2 separate regions of the Homo sapiens genome follow, and region 1 is linked to region 2. Evidence: chromatin contacts called from ENCODE Hi-C or POLR2A ChIA-PET data. All regions are on one chromosome and are shown on one strand. Each heading gives the region's core, a stretch centred on a gene start or an enhancer-like site at or near the end of the contact. The rest is flanking DNA. Distances are from core to core; before and after follow the strand shown.

Evidence for each region. A loop is a pair of places that touch in the nucleus more often than their neighbours do. ChIA-PET counts read pairs that join two places held with the same protein, here RNA polymerase II (POLR2A). Pooled maps may share reads with other maps.
Region 1: a pooled map shows a loop between it and region 2 (8-fold over the local background). The contact joins the enhancer-like site here to the promoter of SLC15A3 in region 2. A Hi-C loop is called at or near these places in 1 of 168 maps with a recorded cell type or tissue (head of caudate nucleus), 1 of 37 single-sample maps with no recorded cell type and 5 of 50 pooled maps. POLR2A ChIA-PET finds 5 or more read pairs at or near these places in 7 of 52 experiments (CD8-positive, alpha-beta T cell, GM12878, OCI-LY7 and 4 more).

The regions. Positions count from the first base shown.
Region 1 is chr11:60,991,811-60,997,269 of GRCh38, forward strand. The region is part of intron 1 of CD6 (CD6 molecule); the gene reads left to right. It also overlaps the pseudogene TRA-TGC10-1. Among named protein-coding and RNA genes, the nearest start is that of CD6, 23 kb to the left of the region's middle. Within about 2 kb of position 3,126, at least 3 of the 41 ENCODE cell types and tissues checked have a DNase peak (open chromatin) inside an H3K27ac peak, as active enhancers do; they include CD8-positive, alpha-beta T cell, where a contact is called at or near this core.
Region 2 is chr11:60,948,866-60,953,918 of GRCh38, forward strand. SLC15A3 (solute carrier family 15 member 3) reads right to left here and starts at 3,311. Exons shown (of 8, transcript NM_016582.3): 1 at 2,129-3,311. The coding sequence starts at 2,686. RefSeq lists silencers at 2,594-2,753, 3,074-3,303 and an enhancer at 3,484-3,623.

The DNA of each region.
Region 1 (5,459 bases), core at 1,876-4,375, 43 kb after region 2:
AAGCATGTGTCCAGCTAATTTACTTATTTATTTATTCATATATATCTATATATATGTATATATATATGTATATATATCTATAGAGAGAGAGACAAAGGATCTCACTCTGTTGCCCAGGCTGGAGTGCAGTGGCACCATCTTGGCTCACTGCAGCCTCAAACTCCTCGGCCCAAGTGATCCAACCTCAGCCTCTCGACTAGCTGGGACCACAGGTGCACACCACCATGTCCAGCTAATTTTTTGAATTTTGGTAGAGACAAGGTTTTGCCTTGTTGCTTAAGCTGGTCTCAAATTCCTGCGCTCAAGCAATCCACCCACCTTGGCCTCCCAAAGTGCTGGGATTACAGCGTGAGCCACAGCACCCAGCCTCATTTTTTTATTTTTAAATTTATTTTGTAGAGATAGGGTCTCACTGTGTTGCCCAGGCTGTTCTCAAACTCCTGGCCTCAAGCAATCCTCCTGCCTCAGCCACTGAAAGTGCTGGGATTACAAGTGTGAACCACTGTGCCCAGCTTGTGAGGCTTTTTTTTTTTATATATAACTATGAGGTGAGGGAGGCAAGGGGGGCATGTGAAGAGATTCGCCCAGGGTCACACTATAGTAAGGAGGAAGCTGGGTTTCTAACCCAGGCATGTTTAATTTCAATCCAGTGTTCTTTCTGATGCCTATGATGTGGTAGATGGTTTTTTCCCAACCAAGACCTACTGAATGGGAATTCTAAAAGAGGGACCTGAGGGCCGGGCGCTGTGGCTCACACCTGTAATCCCAGCACTTTGGGAGGCCAAGGTGAGCAGACTACCTGAGGTCAGGAGTTCAAGACCAGCCTGGCCAACATGGTGAAACCCGGTCTCTACTAAAAATACAAAAATTAGCCGAGCATGGTGGCGTGCACCTGTAATCCCAGCTATTAGGGAGACTGAGGCAGGAGAATCACTAGAACTTGGGAGGCAGAGGTTGCAGTGAACCAAGATCGTGCCACTACACTCCAGCCTCGGCGACAGTGTGAGACTCCGTCTCCAAAAATAAAAAAAAATAAAAAAATTAAAATTAAAATAAATAAATAAATAAAAGAAGCACCTGAATATTCTTCTCCTCCTCTCAGTGGTCTAAAGTCTGGCGGGGGATCAAGAAGATGGGGCTGGTGACATGCCAGTGTTTCTGGCCTGCTGTGCTCTCTTGGAGCCAAATCCCTACTCTTATCCCTTGGGATTTTACTGAGCTGCTTGCAACCCTCCATGGGACCTTCTCATTTTACCACCTGGTAGCTGGAAAGAAGGCACGGTCTGGCACGGGAGCCTGAGCCAGCCTTGGAGCCAGGACCCCAGGAGACTTTTCTTTTAGAGGAACTCCTGTTACCACAGCAACTACAGCCCACATCTCCTCCCTAGGAACACTGGATGTTTGCAGAGCCGGGGAAGGGTGCAGCCAAGTTGAGAGTCTGCAGCAGCTCAGATAAGGTTCACAAGAAAGGCGAGGAGTGAGGAGGAGAGAATGCAGCCTTCAGAGAACCAGAATCACCCCCTTGCAGAAAAGAAGGCTAAGGAGCTGTCAGAGTCATCTTTCTGCCTGGTATGGAATGTAGAATCAATAGCCAGCTGCCGTCCCATAGCTACCAAGGGCCAAACGAGAGAAAAGGGATGAAAGCCTCAGGTTGGAGGATAATAACAACCACAGCTACCATATACCGCGTCCTAAGCGTTTTACGAAGATCACCCACCCGTGCACTCTTCTTCTGTTTGGCTCATTTATCATGCCCAGTGCCAGGTTAAAGATGAAACCTAGCTGGGCTCAGTGACTTTCCCTAGGTCACACAGCCAGTAATCAGCAGAGATGGGTTTAGATCACTGTTCTATCTGTCCCCAGAGTCCCTGTCTAAGTCATGAAAGACGAATTTCCCGAGAATGGAGGCTGTTTCCCAGATGAATTGGTGCCTGGGATCTCCTGCTCCCTCGATCATCCCGCTCACACTCATCTCCCTCATATCATACCTGCCCCAGTTCCCAGCATATGCAACAAGTTCAGCAGATGTTCATGGAACTGAATGCAGGCTGGCAACAGACTCATTTCTCAGCTTTCAGGAGAACATGGCTCACGCCCTCTCACTTTCTTGGGAGAGGAGGGGGAGTCCCAGCAATTGAACGTACCTCAAAGCCTGTTAAGTCATGTTGATCTTATCTTTTAAGTTTTTTACAGAGGCGAGTAGGAAACGTTGTCTTTTACTTCCCCTTGGATTTGGTGACAGAGAGGAGGGGAGATGAAACCTGGGCATGCATGGAAGGTATCACACAGGTGAACATCATCTGTCCTGTGACATAGGGGCAAAAGAAAGGTAAAAAGGCTGAATTTCTGGCCGGGCGCGGTGGCTCATGCCTGTAATCCCAGCACTTTGGGAGGCTGAGGCAGGGGGATTGCTTGAGCTTAGGAGTTTGCGACCAGCCTGGGCAACACGGTGAAACCCTGTCTCTAGTAAAATACAAAAAATTAGCCAGGCGTGGTGGCACACACCTGTAGTCCCAGCTACTCAGGAGGCTGAGGCAGGAGAATTGCTTGAACCTGGGAGGCGGAGGTTGCAGTAAGCCGAGATCGTGCCACTGCAGTCCAGCCTGGGCAACAGAGTGAGACTCATCCCCTCCCCAACACCCCCGCCAAAAAAAAAAAAAAGCTGAATTTCTTTGACCTGAGTGACTGCAGTCCTCTGGGACTGGGACTCTTTGAGCCTTAACTTCCATCCGTCTCTGTCAATTGAGTAAATTGTTTTATTTGTGTCCCCAAGCCCTGCTGTGGTATAACTGGGGAGTGTGAAAACAAACCAAAATCCTGTAACATAATACCAAATAATACTCACTCTCTTTCTCTTTCTCTCTCAAGAAAATGAAAGCACATGAGCCAAGTTCTCCTGAAAGCTGAGAAATGAGTTTATTACCGATCTATGTTCCGTTTCATTAACACTTGCTGAACTTGTTCCACGTGCTAGGAACTGGGACAGGTATTCGGGAGATAAGTGTACATGTAAAATAATACCAAAGCACCAAACTGCTGACTTTCCTCTGGGCGCCAGGGGAGAGAAGTCACTCTAGCCTTCCTGGCCTTGGAGAGCCAAGTGGGTATAAGCTGGTCTAGTCACAGCAGCCAGTCACCTCTGCAGGCTAGGACAGCACTGTGTGACTGAGCCTGTGACAGCTTCAGTTTCTTGACAAAGTAAACTCAGCCCAACCGGGTGTCACAGGCTCTTCAAGTCCAAGTCCCCTCAAAGGTTGAACACATTTATCCCCTCCCAATTGAATTATATTACTTGTATGAGCCAGCGCATGCGTCTTTTTTTTTTTCTTTTTCTTTCTTTCTTTTCTTTTTTGAAATGAAGTCTTGCTCTGTCACCCAGCCTAGAATGCAGTGCTGCAATCTCAGCACACTGCAACCTCCCCCTCCCGGATTCAAGCGATTCTCCTACCTCAGCCTCCTGAGTAGCTGGGACTACAGGCATGCACTACCACATCCAGCTAATTTTTGTATTTTTAGTAGAGGCTGGATTTCGCCATGTTGGCCAGGCTGATCTCGAACTCCCGACCTCAGCTAGTCCACCCACCTCAGCCTCTCAAAGTGCTGGGATTACAGATGTGAGCCACCAGGCCCAGCCCGCATCTTTCTAATTTTAATGGAATTACAGGCGTTCCCTTCTTTCTAGTTGTTTTATTAATTGCTCACCATTAACAATACCAAGGGCATTTCTAAAAAGAAAATAGTTAGGACAGTTCCAGCACCCTCTCACTCAGAGCTTCCTCCCCTAAATTCATTGGCCCTCCTCTTCCAATTGGCCGATGCATCCTCAGGCCCTAGACAGTGCTGGAGTGAGCCCCATATTTGAGAGCAAGTGGGGAAGGGGTGGGGGCAGTGCGAGGTGAGACTATTAAGTCTCATCTTTTCCCTGCTGTGAGGTCTGTGGGATGACACATGCCACCCAGGACCCCCTGCCCCGGAGAAGGAAGGTTTCCTAGTTGTTGCTTATCTTTGGAGTCTGGGATCTTTTGGGAAATGAGTCCCTGGATCTTGGGTTCTGAGTTGTGTCACCATTGCGGGGGAAGGGTGGGTTATCATTTCTAAACTCAGTGCTGGTTGACACTTGCAGAGGAGAAAGGAGTTTGGAAAGCCTCCAGGGTTGTCAAAACTTCCTGCCTCTCGCCCTTGGCATGATCACCAAAGCAGAAATCAGGATGTTGGATTCCAACCCGGGGGAGTGGTGTGGTTACGAATGTGGCCTCTGCAAGCAGACAGCCTGGGTTCAATTCCCAGCTTGGCCATTTTCTAGCCGTGTAATCTTAGGCAAGATACTAAACCGCTCTGTGCCTCAGTTTCCCCATCTCGTGGTCTTGCTTTGACAATTAAATCATACTGAATAAATGTCAGCCATTACTGCTGAGCTGTGCCAGATTTGTGACGGGTGCTCGACGTGCCTTGGGGCCTCCCCTTTCCCTATCAGAGCAGTGGGAAGCATCACAACATCCTTCCCTTATCCCCCTGCACTCTGGACCCCAGATGCCCGAGATAAGTAGCTGCTCCCATCAGTGTGGGTTGGGAGTAGAAAACTAGGAGTCCATCTGGCTGCTTCCCAAACCTGCAAACCAGGAATCCCAGTCCAGCTTCCCGGCCACTGGGCAAGGGGCAGGTGAGTGTTTCCGGACAGCTCCCTGAACCAGTCCTGCTCCACTTGAATACCTGGAGTCTGAGCCAGGGCCTCGGGAGGCGGGCCCACCAGGGTTCACGTAGCATTTGTCATCACTGCTCGGGACAAAAGGCCAGTCTTCATACACAAGATGCACGGTGGTCTGCAGGTTAGCAGGGAGCACGCCTCTCCCAAGGTTCGGGGACACTAGTCACAAGGGCCTGGTGCCAGTCTTGCAGAGAGGCACACCCTGCCCTGTCCTGGCAGTGCTCCAGAGCAGCAGCTGGACTATCCGGGAGATCACTGCGCTGCACTGGGAGCCTGACCTCCCCGTGGGCCTTGGGGATACTCTTCCTTTGGGCCGCAGATTTTGCAATATTTCTGACAAAATACTTGCTGACAAAAAGCCTTCTGAGAGAAGCATTATTAACTCCAGTTCATGGATGACAGTCTAAGGCTCAGACTGGCAAAGTGACTGGCCAAAGGTCACTCCACTAATAAGGAACAGAGCTGGACTCCAGCCCAAGCCTTTGAACTCAAGGCCTTGTAAGGTACATAGGTACCTTCCCCCCATACAGCACTGTCTGATGTCAATATGTGAGTCACATTTATAATTTTAAATTTTTGGCTGGGCATGGTGGCTCATGCCTGTAATCCCAGCACTTTGGGAGGCCAAAGCAGGTGGATCACCTGAGGTCAGAAGTTCAAGACCAGCCTGGCCAACGTGGTGAAACCCCATCTCTACTAAAAGTATAAAAAAAGTAGCCAGGCATGGTGGTGCGTGCCTATAGTCCCAGCTACT
Region 2 (5,053 bases), core at 2,061-4,560:
CTAGATGGGTGAGGCTCTCTGGAGGTCAATAGGGTCAATGACACAGGTTAAGGGTACTGGGTTGGGGGTGCTAGTGGGATGTCAATGAAATAATAGGATTAAAGGAAGATGAGAGATTCCCATTGACAAATATTGGGGGTCTCTAGGTCAGAAAGAATGTCAACAAGAAGTAAGAAACGGTCAGGGCTGGCCGGTCGCAGTGGCTCACGCCTGTAATCCCAGCACTTTGGGAGGCTGAGGCAGGTGGATCACCTGAGGTCAGGAGTCAAGACCAGCCTGGCCAACATGGCGAAACCACATCTCTCCTAAAAAAATACAAAAACTAGCCAGCGTGGTAGCGGGCACCTATAATCCCAGCTACTTGGGAGGCTGAGGCAGGGAGAATTGCTTGAGCCCGGGAGGTGGAGGTTGCAGTGATCTGAGATCGCACCTCTGCACTCCAGCGTAGGCAACAGAGCGAGACTCCGTCAAAAGAAAGGAAGAAAGAAAGGAAAGAAGGAAAGAAAGAGAAAGAAAGAGAGAGAGAGAAAGAGAAAGAAAGGAAGAAAGAAAGAAAGAAGGAAAGAAAGAAAGAAAGAAAGAAAGAGAAAGAAAGAGAGAGAGAGAAAGAGAAAGAAAGGAAGAAAGAAAGAAAGAAGGAAAGAAAGAAAGAAAGAAAGAAAGAAAGAAAGAAAGAAAGAAAGAAAGAAAGAAAGAAAGAAAGAAAAGAGATGGCCAGGGCTGGCCTGGGGGCATGAAGTCATCATCAAAGGATCCTAAACAAGCTGGACAAGTGACTCCTTGTCAAGGACACTGGAAACTGCTAGGTGCTGAATTGTGGGTGCCAATTGGATGAAACGATCCTTTTGAAAAATGTCCCCTTTATGAGTATAATATGTGCAATCAAAGAACATTTGATAAACTGAGACAAGAAGAAAGTGCAATTAGTCCAGTGGCCTGATCATACCACTGTGACAATCTTTTTCCAGTTTCCTTTCGTTGACACCTCGTCTTTCCACATGGCTGCAGTCCTATCTGTATGCAGTCCTGCCTCCTGCTTTTGCTCATTTACACCATATGTGGTTATTTTAATAATATTACATTTTAGTCTAAATTATTGTCTAATATCCCACTGGGAACAGCTATCAAAATATAGCCGTGTTGTTGGGCATTTACTCATTCATTTAGCAAATACTTATTAAATTTCTTCTACGTGCCATGCTCTGTTCAAGGGGGAACGGAGAAAGGCTCAGAGGTTGAGCTAAGGGAGAAGACCAGGCAGCCCATTCAGGATATAAATGAGTTCTTGCCCATGTGGCTCCAGCTAGTGAAAGGCAGAGCTGGGATCTGAGCAAGTCGGCCTGACAGCCTCTAGCACTGCTGGTAGGAAGAAGCTGGCTTGCTCCTGCCCTGCCCGCACATCCCCATAACACACAGAGAGGAGGTTCATGGTGGGACCTGGAGTCCAGCTGCCTTTACTCGGCTCCTCGACCCTCCATGTCACCTTGGGCAAGTTGATTAATGCCATGAAACCTCTCAGTGTCTTTCTCTGTAAAATGGGCATAATAATTCCTACTTCCTGGGTGGTGAAGAGTATTAAATCAGTTAAACAGTGAAAGTGCTTAGCATAGGGCCTGCAAGTAGCTCAAAAAAGACCAACCTGCCTGGCGTGGTGGCTCATGCCTGTAATCCCAGCACTTTGGGAGGCCTAGGCAGGTGGATCACCTGAGGTCAGGAGTTCAAGACCAACATGGTGAAACCCCACCTCTACTTAAAAAAAAAAAAAAATTACAAAAATTAGTTGGGCGTGGTGGCAGGCCCCTGTAATCCCAGCTACTCTGGAGGCTAAGGAGGGATAATCGCTTGAACCCGGGAGGCTGAGGTTGCAGTGCGCTGAGATCGCGCCATTGCACTGCAGCCTGGGCGACAGAGTGAAACTCCGTCTCAAAAAATAAAACAAACAAAAAAACAACCATGGTTATTCCCACTGCGGTTGCCATCGGTTTTGCAAGGGCTAGCCCCCCTCTTCTTTCAAATCAGGAAACTAGTGCAGGCAGGGGACCTGGTTTGTCCCAGGTCACGCTGGGGGCCAGCCCTCCTTCCCTCCACACCCGCCGGAGTATGCCGGGGCAGGCCTCCTGCCACTCACCTGGTCGGCACCGAAGGAGGTGAGGTTGCTCCGGACGGAGCTGGCGGCCAGGCCGAGTAGCAGCAGGCCCGCGTAGAGGACGGGCGCGCAGTAGGGGCTGGGCGAGGAGCGCGGGCAGCCGGCCGAGGGGCAGGCAGGTCCCAGCGGCGACGCGGGCATCTCTCCGCAGAAGGAGCTGCGGCCGTCGGGGAAGGCGGTGGCGGGCAGCAGGCCCGAGGCGGCCAGGTAGAGCAGCAGGCTGAGCGCGACCGCGCGGTAGCGGCCCAGGTACACGTCGGCCAGCCAGCCGCCCACGGGCGCCAGCAGGTAGGAGGCGCCCAGGAATACCAGCGCGGCGCGCGTCGCCTGCTCGCCGGTCCAGTTGAAGTTGGTGCTGTTGAGGTACAGCACGAGGTTGGCGGTGACGCCGAAGAAGGCGGCGCGCTCCAGCATCTCCACCAGCAGCACGGCCGCGCCCGCCGCCCGCCGCCACCGTCGAGGGCCCCGCGCACCGCGAGGCAGCAGCGGCTGGCGCTCCCCGGGCACGCGGGGCTGCTCCCGGGCGCGCGGCGCGGGCATCCTGGCTCCGGGCTGGGCCCCCCGCGGCTCTTCTCTCCTCTCCTCTCCCCGCCTCAGAGCCCTGCACTCCTGCCCCCGGGCCTCGGCCCTCTCCCCCACCCAACTGGCTGGCCCTCCTTTCTCACCGCTTTGGCCCACCCTTCCCTCCTGTCCCCTCTCCCTTTCTTGCCCTACCCTTCCTGTCCCTCCGCTCACTACCCGGACTCTACCACCTCCTCCCTAATTCTCAACTCCCCTCTCCCTTCCCCCACCCCTAAGGCTTCCTCCCCGCGCCTCTCCTGCAGCTGTTTCTCCCTAACTCTCCCCTCTCCTCCCTCCACCTTGACCCTTCCTCGCACTCTTGTTCACACTGCGACCCTCCCTGCTTCACTTCGCTGCCCCTCCGCCTCCCTTTCCCCTCCCCGTTTGTCGCCCCTTCCTGTTGTCCCCTCTCCTTATGACTCCTGGCCTGCCCTGGGCGTGGGGTGGGGGCTCCCTCTGCCCCAGTCACCCTGCTGCCCCTTGCCGTCTTCTCCACCTCCTCCCTGTCCCCCTCACCCCCACTGCCTACACTCCCCTCTCAGTCCCCTGCAGCCCTCCCCCCAGGCTCAGCCTCTGTCCCTCTCTCGGCTTCTTGAGAAACTCTGGGCTCCCCTCGCTTCCCCTTTCACAGGCCCTATCCGCAGTCCCCTGCCTGCATCACATGGCGCTACTGGGTGTTTAGGAGAAGTGAAAGCCTGGGTCACAGGGCTCCTGCCCGGTCAGCTTTCTAAAAACCTCCCTCCTTCTCTACCTCTGCCTCCTACCCCAAACCCCCGCTGCTGGCCTCCTTAGAGCCAAAAAATTCCAGGAGGAATTTTTTCTTTCAGTTTCATTTCTCGCCAGGATTCCACTTTTGCTTTACCCTCTTCCAATCAAACTCCACGCCTCCACCCGAGGCGCCACGGGTAGAAAGAAGTGGAAAGGCTACCTGCATCATTTGGTCACACTCAGCCATTTCACAGATGCAGAGACAGACCCAGTGGGGCTAGGGCAGGAAGGTGGAGAAAGATTGGTTCCTGGTAACTGAACTAGGGGTGAAGCCCTGCCCCGGGCTCCTGAGTGGCAGGGAAATTCACAGCGCAATTCGGATTGCACAGAGGCTGCTGTGAGGAAGGAAGTGGGGCACTTTCAACAAGCCTGCGGGCCATAGAGGACCACAAGTGAGTCGGGATTGAGAGGGACACCGACCTCAGACTAAATCAGAGTCAGCCTCAGAACTCCTAAGCACCAGCCCCACCCTGACCTAGGAGCCCGGGGGATCTGGCCTCTGCTCTCCTCTGATCTCATCTCAGCCCCATGTTCACTCAAGTCCAGCCAGCCGGCCTCCCAGGTTCCCCTTCCATGCTAAGCTCCTCCCTGCCTCAGGGCCTTTGTCTTTGCTGACCCCTCTGCCATAACTGCTCTCCCTCCATATCCTTGCATGGCTGGCTGCTTCTCTTTATTGAGGTTTCAGCATATATGTCTCCTTTGTAGGGACCTTCCCTGATTTTCCCATCTAAGTAGTTTCCTACTGGATTCTCAGCATCCCCCATCACATTGTCTTGTTTTAATGTCTTCAGAGCACATATTACTTGTTCAGTTAGCACCAGTAGAATAGGCCCTCCATCAGATCAGAGACCTTTTCTAACTCTTCACTGTTTTATTCTCAATGGCTTCCCAGTGCTTGGCAAATAGTAGGTGCTCAATAAGTATTGCCTGAATCAATGAATGGAAAGAGTGTCCCAAGGCAAAATTTGTAAGAATAATAATATCAGGAAAGCTAAAGCTAAATAAACTGAGTCTCACAAAAGCTATAGATACCAGCAAAAAAAGCACTATAGATACCAGCAAAAAAGCGAGGGATTTTTTGTTGTTGTTGTTTGTTTGTATGTTTGTTTTGAGACGAAGTCTCACTCTGTCGCCCAGGCTGCCATGCAGTGGCACAATCTCGGCTCACTGCAACCTCCACTTCCTGAGTTCAAGCAATTCTCCTGCCTCAGCCTTCTGAGTAGCTGGGATTACAAGCGCGTGCCATCACGCCTGGCTAATTTTTGTATTTTCAGTAGAGATGGGATTTCACCATGTTGGTCAGGCTAGTCTCAAACTCCTGACCTCATGATCCACCTGCTTCGGCCTCCCAAAGTCCTGGGATTACAGTTGTGGGCCACTGTAAGTTTTTAACATGTTAGAGAAGCCAGGCCAAGAGGATGGTGAGAAAGCAAAGCCCTCCATCCCAGGTCTTCCTGCAGTCACTGCAGTCAGGACCATGTGCTCTCGTGAGGTGGGCAGAGCCTGGAGGAGAGAAGAGGAGACTTCAATGGAGCTGCACCATCCCTCGACTTGGAGGAAGCTTAGGTCATCAGCTGT